2 separate regions of the Homo sapiens genome follow, and region 1 is linked to region 2. The links are chromatin contacts, found by Hi-C or POLR2A ChIA-PET in ENCODE. All regions are on one chromosome and are shown on one strand. Each heading gives the region's core, a stretch centred on a gene start or an enhancer-like site at or near the end of the contact. The rest is flanking DNA. Distances are from core to core; before and after follow the strand shown.

What was found. A loop is a pair of places that touch in the nucleus more often than their neighbours do. ChIA-PET counts read pairs that join two places held with the same protein, here RNA polymerase II (POLR2A). Pooled maps may share reads with other maps.
Region 1: a pooled map shows a loop between it and region 2 (5-fold over the local background). The contact joins the enhancer-like site here to the promoter of SLC38A1 in region 2. A Hi-C loop is called at or near these places in 4 of 50 pooled maps. POLR2A ChIA-PET finds 5 or more read pairs at or near these places in 3 of 52 experiments (CD4-positive, alpha-beta T cell, HEK293 and T-cell).

The regions. Positions count from the first base shown.
Region 1 is chr12:45,667,732-45,672,251 of GRCh38, reverse strand. No RefSeq gene overlaps it. Among named protein-coding and RNA genes, the nearest start is that of LINC00938, 58 kb to the left of the region's middle. Within about 2 kb of position 3,076, at least 4 of the 41 ENCODE cell types and tissues checked have a DNase peak (open chromatin) inside an H3K27ac peak, as active enhancers do; they include CD4-positive, alpha-beta T cell, where a contact is called at or near this core.
Region 2 is chr12:46,265,848-46,270,292 of GRCh38, reverse strand. SLC38A1 (solute carrier family 38 member 1) reads left to right here and starts at 1,250. Exons shown (of 17, transcript NM_030674.4): 1 at 1,250-1,767. It overlaps LOC105378248 (a long non-coding RNA gene), which reads right to left and starts at 1,222. Exons shown (of 2, transcript XR_001749101.1): 1 at 1,135-1,222. RefSeq lists silencers at 701-800, 881-1,060 and enhancers at 1,471-1,570, 1,621-1,670, 810-1,792, 1,791-1,850, 2,776-3,759.

The DNA of each region.
Region 1 (4,520 bases), core at 1,827-4,326, 600 kb after region 2:
CTTTCCATTCTAGTCTGTTAATTCTACCAAAACCATTCTTCTAAAGGAAGCCCTGTTTGCAGCTTGTATTTCTTTTCAGAACTTTTTCAATGCACAATTACATTCACATATATTTCATATCTGCAAACATATATTATCTATATACACTATATATATACCTATATATTGTTTGTGTATAGGTCTCAAATATGCCTATATATACTCATGTACCATATGATTATAGTGGCTATCAAGTATTCCATATTACGACTGTATTTTAACTTAGTTAACTGCAGAACATTTAGATTGTTTCCATTTTTGTGTTTAAAAAATGCAATAAATCAGTAACATCCTTGTCTTAATTCTGACCATTGGGAATTCTTCTAGTGTTTCATTGTTAAATATGTTAGTCCATATAAATATTACTTGTCATGACAAAGTGGACTTCTTCTATCTTCAGTTTACTGAGACATTTATTTCTTTAATTATGAATAGTTGCCAAATTCTAGCAAGTGCTTTTTGCCTTCTATTAAGATGATATTACTTTTTTGACCTCTTAGTGTGATGAATCTTATTAATGTGTTATTAAATAATCCTTTCTGTATGATTGAATTAACCCTTTTGGTAAATTATTCTTTTAATAATAAATTATTGAATTTCATTTGTTCGTATTTTATTTAGAACTTTGAATCGATATTCATTTGTTTATATTTTTAACTTGACCAGGAACTGGCTTCTAGATATTTAAAGGATGTGTCATTGCAAATGTAAGAGGGTTGAAAATAGACACACACCCAGCAGCCTAGGAATCTGGGATGTCTTCCACACAGCTCTCATAATAAGCAACTCCTTTAGTCCCTATTAAAAATAGGGAAGAGGACTTCCAGCCTCTCCTGTGCTAAGTGATTCCATGTTTTCTCTGGGCCTCTAATTTGGAGGGTAAGACTGGAGAGACAGTCTGATCAATGCGCCAGTACCCACCTCCATCCAATTCCATAGAGCCTAGAATCTTTCAGGGGGATGTGCTTATTCTCTCTTATCCTTCTTTATAGTTGACCAACTGGGAGCCAGCCATCTCAACAACTTTTTGAAGAGAAGCACGATGTAAAAAAACTAGAATTAAATCAAAACTGGAATTGATTTGGATATTTTGTATCCTTGGTAGCCTTTCAAACAGAAAAGATGATTCTTATTAGCAGTTTCTATTTAAAATTGGAATTACAGTAATGATATATTCATTTATAAAAAGTATAATGTTTGGCCGAGTGCAGTGGCTCACACCTGTACTCACGTCACTTTGGGAGGCTGAGGCAGGAGGATTGATTGCTTGAGCCCAGGTGTTTGTGACCAGCCTGGGTAACATAGTGACACCCTGTCTCTACAAAAAAATAAAAAATCATCTGGGCATGGTGGCACATGCCTGTGGTCCCAGCTACTTGGGAAGTTGAGCTGGGAGGATTGCTTGAGCCTGGGAGGTCGTGGCTGCAGTGAGCTGCAATTGCACTACTGCACTCCAGCCTCGGTGACCAAAAAAAAAAAAAAAAAAAATTTATGAAAAATAGTGATTTTTTTTTTTTAAAGACTACTTCTTCTTCCCTACCCCCAGGACTAGTAGAGCCAGAAGGGGGTTACTTTGGGAAATTACTATTTGCCACCAGCTAGAAAAAGCCTGTTCTGTGAATAAGACAAGTGGTTATGAAAGAGGATGTGGTTGGGGTAGATTCAGTTTGTGGCAATCATTTTGAAGCATTCTAAGAAAGGCTTTATCTGTTGGAATACAGAAAAGTGGTATTAATTTCTCCACCTCTAAGTGTAATCATGGCACTTCCCCTTACTAATTCATGTATCAGGTTTGTTGTGAGGATTATGTGAATTAATATACGTGAAATGCTTGGACTATTGCCAGGCACATAGTAAGCTCTCAATAAATGTTATTTTCTTATTATATTTATAGAATGTTAATTATTATGAAGGTGGGCAGCTTCTGATGTGACTGCCAATGATCCCAACTTCCTGGTATTCATATCCTTGTGTAATCCCCTCCAGTTGAGTGTGGGCTTAGTTACTTGCTCTTAATAAAAAGAGTATGACAAAAGTGGTGGAAATACTAATGTCTATTAACAGTAGACAGTGGCTTGTATTTTGCTGGACTCTATATCTTTCCCAGCTTTCACACTTTGCAAACTACCATGTTTGAGAGGCCCACCTGGCACAGAATTAGGGATGGTTTCTGTCCAACAGGCTGCAAGGAACTGAATTCTAACAATAACCATGTGAGTGAGCATGGAAGTGGATCCTTTCCCAGTCGAGCCTTGGAATGACTACAGCCCCACAGGACACATTGATTGCAGCTTGTGAAAGACTCTGAAGCAGAGTACCTAGCTAAATTGTGTCCAAATTCCTGACTCACAGAAACTGTGATTTTGTTCTTTTAAGCCACTAAATTTCGGGGCAATTTGTTATGCAACAAGAAATAATACATTTTTTTTGTTATCAGTATCATAATAATCATTATTATTAGCAATATAACATAGAGTTAAGAATATGACCTTATTCTAGAATCAAATGGCCTGAGTTTGAATCCCAGCTCTTCCACTTACTAGCTGTTTGACCTTATGTCAATTATTTTCCTCAACAGCAAGATGGAGCTAATAATAGTTGTGAAGAGTAAATGAATTAATACATGTAAAAACTCAGGCACTTAGTAGGTGCTGTATCTGCTGGATGCTGCTATTATTTAATGAAGTGGAAACCAGTACACAGACCCTGCTCCTGCTAGTATTAGCCATCAGCTCTGGTTTTCTGTTAAAATCTTTTGCAAACCAAGAATTCTTTCTAGTTTTAGTTTATAAATACATTCAGCCCAGTGCTGAGGTGAGAGGCAAACAGAAAGAATAATGGTTTCTACATTATTTTATGAAGAGAAACTGAAAGTCCTTTCAAGTAAACCTTCTTAAAGATAAGGAATTGGTTTCGTTCTCTGAAAGAGAAGTGAAATTTCATGCCATCTTGTCATCTACACTCAAATATTGCATATTACTTAGATGGATTACAGTAGACAGGGGGATAAGCCCTTAGTTTACATTCACAGTTCTTACATGGCAGGCTCAGAGTAACCATACTATTGAATGCTGAGTCAAACAGAAGCCACAGAAGTAATTAGGTTCTAGTAGTCCAAGAAAGAGCTGGGCAGAGGCAAGGTCTAAAGAAATAACTTCACTAGGTAAGAGATTAAAATTTGAGCCAGTGTAAGATCAGACAAAAGCAAGCTTGAAAACAAAGAGGTCATTTATGGAGGCAAAGATTAGGTGTCAAAAGACCTTTAAAGAACAAAAATAATACATCACATTTGTATAGCACTTCAGGGTTTACCACACGTTTTAACACACAGTATTTTATTAGCTCCTCACAACAACTGGGTAAGGCAGTGCTAATATGCTATTCTCATTTTGAAACAAGGCAATGGAAGATCAGTGGGGTTAAGTTACTTACTTGAGTTCACACAGCCACTAAGTGGGATTAGAGTCAAAACTTCTTTCTGATCTGTGTGATAGAATATTTGGTGTGATAAAGCCATTGGGTTATCTTTTTTCATCAGTTCCTGTGTCATCCAAGATAGGATTATTTAGGACTTAACATTCTTGACCAGGAATGTATACTCTGTGAGCAGGGCATGGCAGACACCTTGTAAGTGAGCTTGAATTTTGAGTTCCAAGTTCCAAGTAGGTTTATTTTATTCCAGTTAACAAACTTTGCTTCTCTCCATATTCCTGTTCAGTAGCTATTTTGTGAGACGTTCCAAACTCCCTGAAATCTTTTGATAAAAATTAAGTAAGAAAATGTTAAGTTCCATGGATATTCGAAAGTAATGACTCCCTATTTAAAAACTACCTTGCACTAACTACCTATGACATTTTCACAATATTTTATGGTATAAGTTTGGAGTTGATTTCAGTATAGAAACACCATTTAATATAATGCGGAAAATGGCCCTGGATTATGCTTTTTGCAAACCATACCCGTCATACAATATAGCAACATGAGGTTTTTTTTTTTTATCTAACCTTAAATTTATCCTTCATAAGCAAATAGTTTATATGTCAGTTTTTATCTTTCTTTGCCAAATACTATGTATCAGTAATCTTTATAAATTTTTACTAAATATAAACAATGTGCCTAGGACCCAGAGATGTCCTTAGGCACTGTAGTCTAGAAAAGGACATAAGTTATTATGTCCATGTTAGGGATTTTTTCCTCTCCTTCTAACACTCAATGCCTTCATTATGTAGCCAGTTGAGTGTTTCACGCTGAGGCACCCTTTCAAATGTGCCATTCTTTGGAATGGCCTTAGGATTCTAGATCTTCCTCTTACTCAGCTGGTCTACTGAGTGCCATATGGTATATTAGGTTCTCTGACGATATAGAGTCTTAGTAGGTAAAAATATATGCAAGCACATTCATTCATTCATTGCATAACTATTTACTGCCCCCATGGAGCTTTCATTCTGATGACAGAGACATTCAATAAACAAGATAATGCA
Region 2 (4,445 bases), core at 1-2,500:
TATCATCTTGCTTTTCCAGTGGTGATGAAAAAGCAAAATTCACCCAAATACAATGACTACTGTCTACTTGAAACGCTCCAGGTAGTTAATTTTTGAATTATGATTCACCTTCCCTTTCCTGTTTTGATGAACCATGAACAGGAGACTGAACCTTCCCTATCAATAAAAAGCTCGCGTTTCCACCCTGCAAATTCGCGCTATGACAGTCTAATTGGCTGAGGCGCAGGTGGGATTTCCTGTCGCCATTTTAAGACACAACTCCTCTGCAAGCAAGTGCCCAGCCAGTGAAAGGGGGCTGTGTCTGAAACAAAGAGTAAGCGGGAAAAAAGGGAACCAGGCCCAGTTGCCCCTGCTCCCCTCCATGCCGCTCCCTCGTCCCCCGGACTTGGAGCGCCCCAGCTCCGTTAACCTGGACGCACCAGGTCCTTCGGTCGGGACCACGTGGGGTCTCCAGGCCCTCCAAGAGCTGGCCCCCGGCTCTTTGCGCCTAGGCCGGTGCTTTCTCGGTGCTCAGCAAATCCTTCTGGTTCACCTCACACCCAGTCCCCAAAGCAGAGCTCCACAGGGCAGATCTCAGGAAGGGCTGACCAGGTCTGCGGGTGCTGGATCCGGAAGAGGGGAGGTGCCTCCCGCTTCAGGTTAGGGACAAAGGGTTTTTAAAGGTGCCCGAGCTCCCCGCCGCCCCTGCCACTTCGGTCCCCTTCCCGCCAACCCGGGCCATCTGCAGGCTGTGCCCAGGGCCAGCCCTCCGCTCCAACGCTGCCCGTAGTCCCAGGCGCTGCCCGCGGCTCTCCGGGCTGCGCTCGGACCTGCCACTCCCGCGGCCATCCTCATGCTGCGCCCTTCCCACAATGCAACTCCCTCGCTCCTTCGGCCCCGGCGGGGCTCTGGCGTACCCAAAATGCAGGCCCCAGCGGAACGCACAGCCCTCCTGTCCTCCGCCGGTGCCCCTTTAGCCGCCCCACCCCCATCCCTAAGGGCTCTCATTCTCCAGCTGCAGCCGCAGCTGGGTTCCGAACACGCCGCCGGGCCCCGGGAGGGAGAGGGGCAGGTGCCAGGGCGGCGCGCAGCCTCTGCTCCCGGTGCCAGCTTCAGTGCGCCGGGCACACGCGCGCCCCGCAACCCCTCCCTCACCCTTTCCCCGTTGCTCAATCTCCGCCAGCCGCGGTCGCTGCATCGTCAGAGAGCTGCAAGAGGGAGGCAGCAAGGTGCGGCCGCCAGCAGTGACACCATGTGACCGGCACGGCTCACTGACACGCAGCTTTGGTTAAAGAGCGGGCGCACAGGAGGGGAGGAGACCGCGCGCGGGACGGGGAGGAATGGCCTGTCCGCGTTAAACCATCACAAGCCATGGTTGCGGAAGGGCCACGCGTCCCCCAGTAGGAGAATGACTCCGATTCGTGACCCTCAGCGCCGGTGCATGTCGATGTAAGTGCGAGGCCGGCGAGCAGAGTGTGAGTGGGGGTTGGTGGTGAGGGGAGATTCTGATGCAATCGGCCCGGAAAGGAGGAGAGCCAGGCGAGCGCGGACTGGGGCGGCCACGCCACTCCGCCAGAAGGTCGCCAGGAGCCTCCGCCCTTCACCTTCCTCCGAAATCCGCCAGGCCACGCCAAGCTCCCTGCCCAACCCTTACTGACGGGGGCCACATTTTCCCGGCCTCCGCAGCCAGACCTTGACACAAAGGACATCAAACTGCCGAGGGTAAAAACCCCGGAAGGGCGGACACCTCCACATCGCCTTTTGCCACCTTTCCCTTTATTTCCGGAGGTAAGGTGATTATCCGTTCCCGGGGAGGGCTGGGCGAGCGGCAAGGGGAGATTTAGATGTCGGAGGAGGAGGTAACGTAGAAATCATCTCTGCGGGCGTGAAAGCAGAGAGAGCTCGGCTGTGCCCGATGCTTTCGGATGTTGCTTTTAGGAGAGGAAAAGTCCAGGTCTCCTGTGCTTCCCGAACGCACGCGGCAGCGGGAGGAAGCGCCAGGGCCCCCGAGTTCACCTTTGCGTGGGCTGTGGCTTACTTTTTGGTTTGTTTTCCTGTGACTTTGGTGTGTTTTCCTGTGGCTGTGGCAGAGTGTGGTACCAGATCTGGTTCCATTTTTACGAGAGCCAGGAACCACGCACGTCTGGAGGGAGAGCGCAGCTGACCCGAGGGCGCGACCGTGTTCTGGGAGTGTTTGAATCCCCGGCCTTTGGTGAAAATTTCCTGTGTCCGCAAGGCCCAGAGGAGATCGTGTGATGTCCGGGGGGTGCTGCGTGCGGCCGGCTGGGTAGCGGCCGCGGACCACCACTAAACCGGGGCATGTTTGCCGTCCTTCCTGGTGCTCTGCCCCTCTGTAACGCGGGGAAGTAGGAGGGCGCGGGGAGAAATTACTAAAGGATGCTTGCAGTGACTCACTGTCCTTTCCTGCCCTGAAGAGGATTTTCTAAAATGCAGAGGGTGGCAGGGGACAGAGGTAGTGTTTTTTCGAGAGCCGGGATGTGCTGGAGCCAGCGAACAAAAGGCCACCTCTTGCGCGGTCTTGGGCGCAGACTGCTCTCGCTTCCAGTCCCACCTCCTCCCCAACCCCCGGCACCTAGTTCGCGTCCCTAAACGTTGCCGCAGAGGCCTTTAAACGCGTGGGTCGGTGCCGGGAGGAGAGCGCATCTTCGCCCTTGTGCGAGCCCCTTGCCCCCTAAATTATCCACCTCCTGGCGCATGGGGCTCCCCAGCACCCACTGGGACCCAGTAGGTTACCCGGCTGCCTGGGCACCGTTTGCCTGCCAAATCGCCCGCCTGAGGTTTGTGCTGAACTGTAGTTAGAGAAGGCACAAGTGCATATGGCAGCAAAAGGAATTTCGCGGTACCCGCGTCACGCCGCTCCCAGTGCCTTTCACAGGCTGCCTTGGGCTGGGGAAGGTGGTGCTACAATTCAGAGTCCTTTGTCTTGCTCTGCGGCGCGGACCCGGGGTTTGTACAAACCCTCGTTCTCTGTTAGAAACCTAACTGCCGCCAGGATCACGTACTTTCTCGGACGAATCCGCGGTGATGTGTGTAGCAAAAGTGAAAAAAGACGCCTCTGCTAGAAAACGGTATTTATTTGCGTTTGGAAGGGGTTTTGACCTCTCTGCAGTGGGTTTTTACATTTTTCAATATAAGGGGGAGGAGGAAAATAAATTTATGGTTTGCAGAATGCAGGGCCCAGCGAGGGTGTAATTTGTCACCTTGATAAAAGAAACTGTGCAGCAACTCGTGCTTTTTCTGACGTCAGAAGGACAACGGAAATAAAACCTGAGCTCGGTGCATGGCTGGCCTCGTTGTCAAATGTCTCATGCCAATTTGGTACTCCCGAAATCTTGCAAAACAGCCAATTCCGGGGTACTGACCTGGTGTGGACCCCCTGGATTTTGGTTCGACCCCAGCCTCAAAATGGCCTTTCTCTTGAGAGTCACTCGATTTCTCAGTATGTCGCTGTAAGCAATTGGAAACTGGAATAGTTTGGTTTGAGGTCTTAATCTTGAGGTTTATTCGCTTTTTAAAAAAATGTGGCCAATAAACATTTTCTACAGAGGGCTTACTGTGCGACTGGCAGCAACTAACAAGATTTGTTTCACCTTCTATGAAGCTTCCGTTCTCAGGGGGAAATAGACTATATAAATGTAGGCATATACATTTCAGGTATTCTTAGTGCAATGAAGAAATAAAACAGGATCATGTGATGGGGGAGGATGCTTGAAATAGAGTGACTCACCGGGAGGGGCGGTGTGAGGGTATAACATTTGTCCTCAGACCCGAATGATGAAAAGGGATCAGCTATTTCCATAATTGAGGGAAGAAGGCCAGCGGAAGGAACAGGAAGAAGGAACAGCAAGTACTTATTGCACTCTTCTTTGACTGTAATATAATTGAACAGATAGATGAATAGATTTTAAAGGTGTTTTGGAGCTTTAAACCTATATGTATGTTGTTTATGTATATTTTTTATGATGCTTCATGAATTAAGGCCATTTAATGAAAGGAGCACCATGTTTCTGATATCTGACTATTGCTACTCTTTTCTTTACTCTGGGTGATGCTTGTGGACAAAAACCGATTTTACTCATTGTTCCTCTAATGTCCAGCACATAGTACCTGCTTAATAAATACTTGTTGGATCGAGACCTTGAGACCTTGATCAGGCCATCTTGTTCATCTCTTTGTGATATTATTGGCCATCCCTTCCGTTCTATATCTCATCTGTTCCCCTTCTCCTAAGTTTGAAAATGAGAGTCTTTTTCTTCTCTGCTTCTCCTTCTCGTACTGCCCTTCCCACTTTGAGCAGTGACCAGGCCCTTGAAAATACCCCTCACACTTGTCCTCTTGTCTCCATTTCCACTGCCCAAGTTCAGGTCCCTGTCACCTTACCTAGACTTGGAGACATATGAAACAGATATAGAGGTGCCTTGAACAACCTAGGGGCAGTGGGAGTG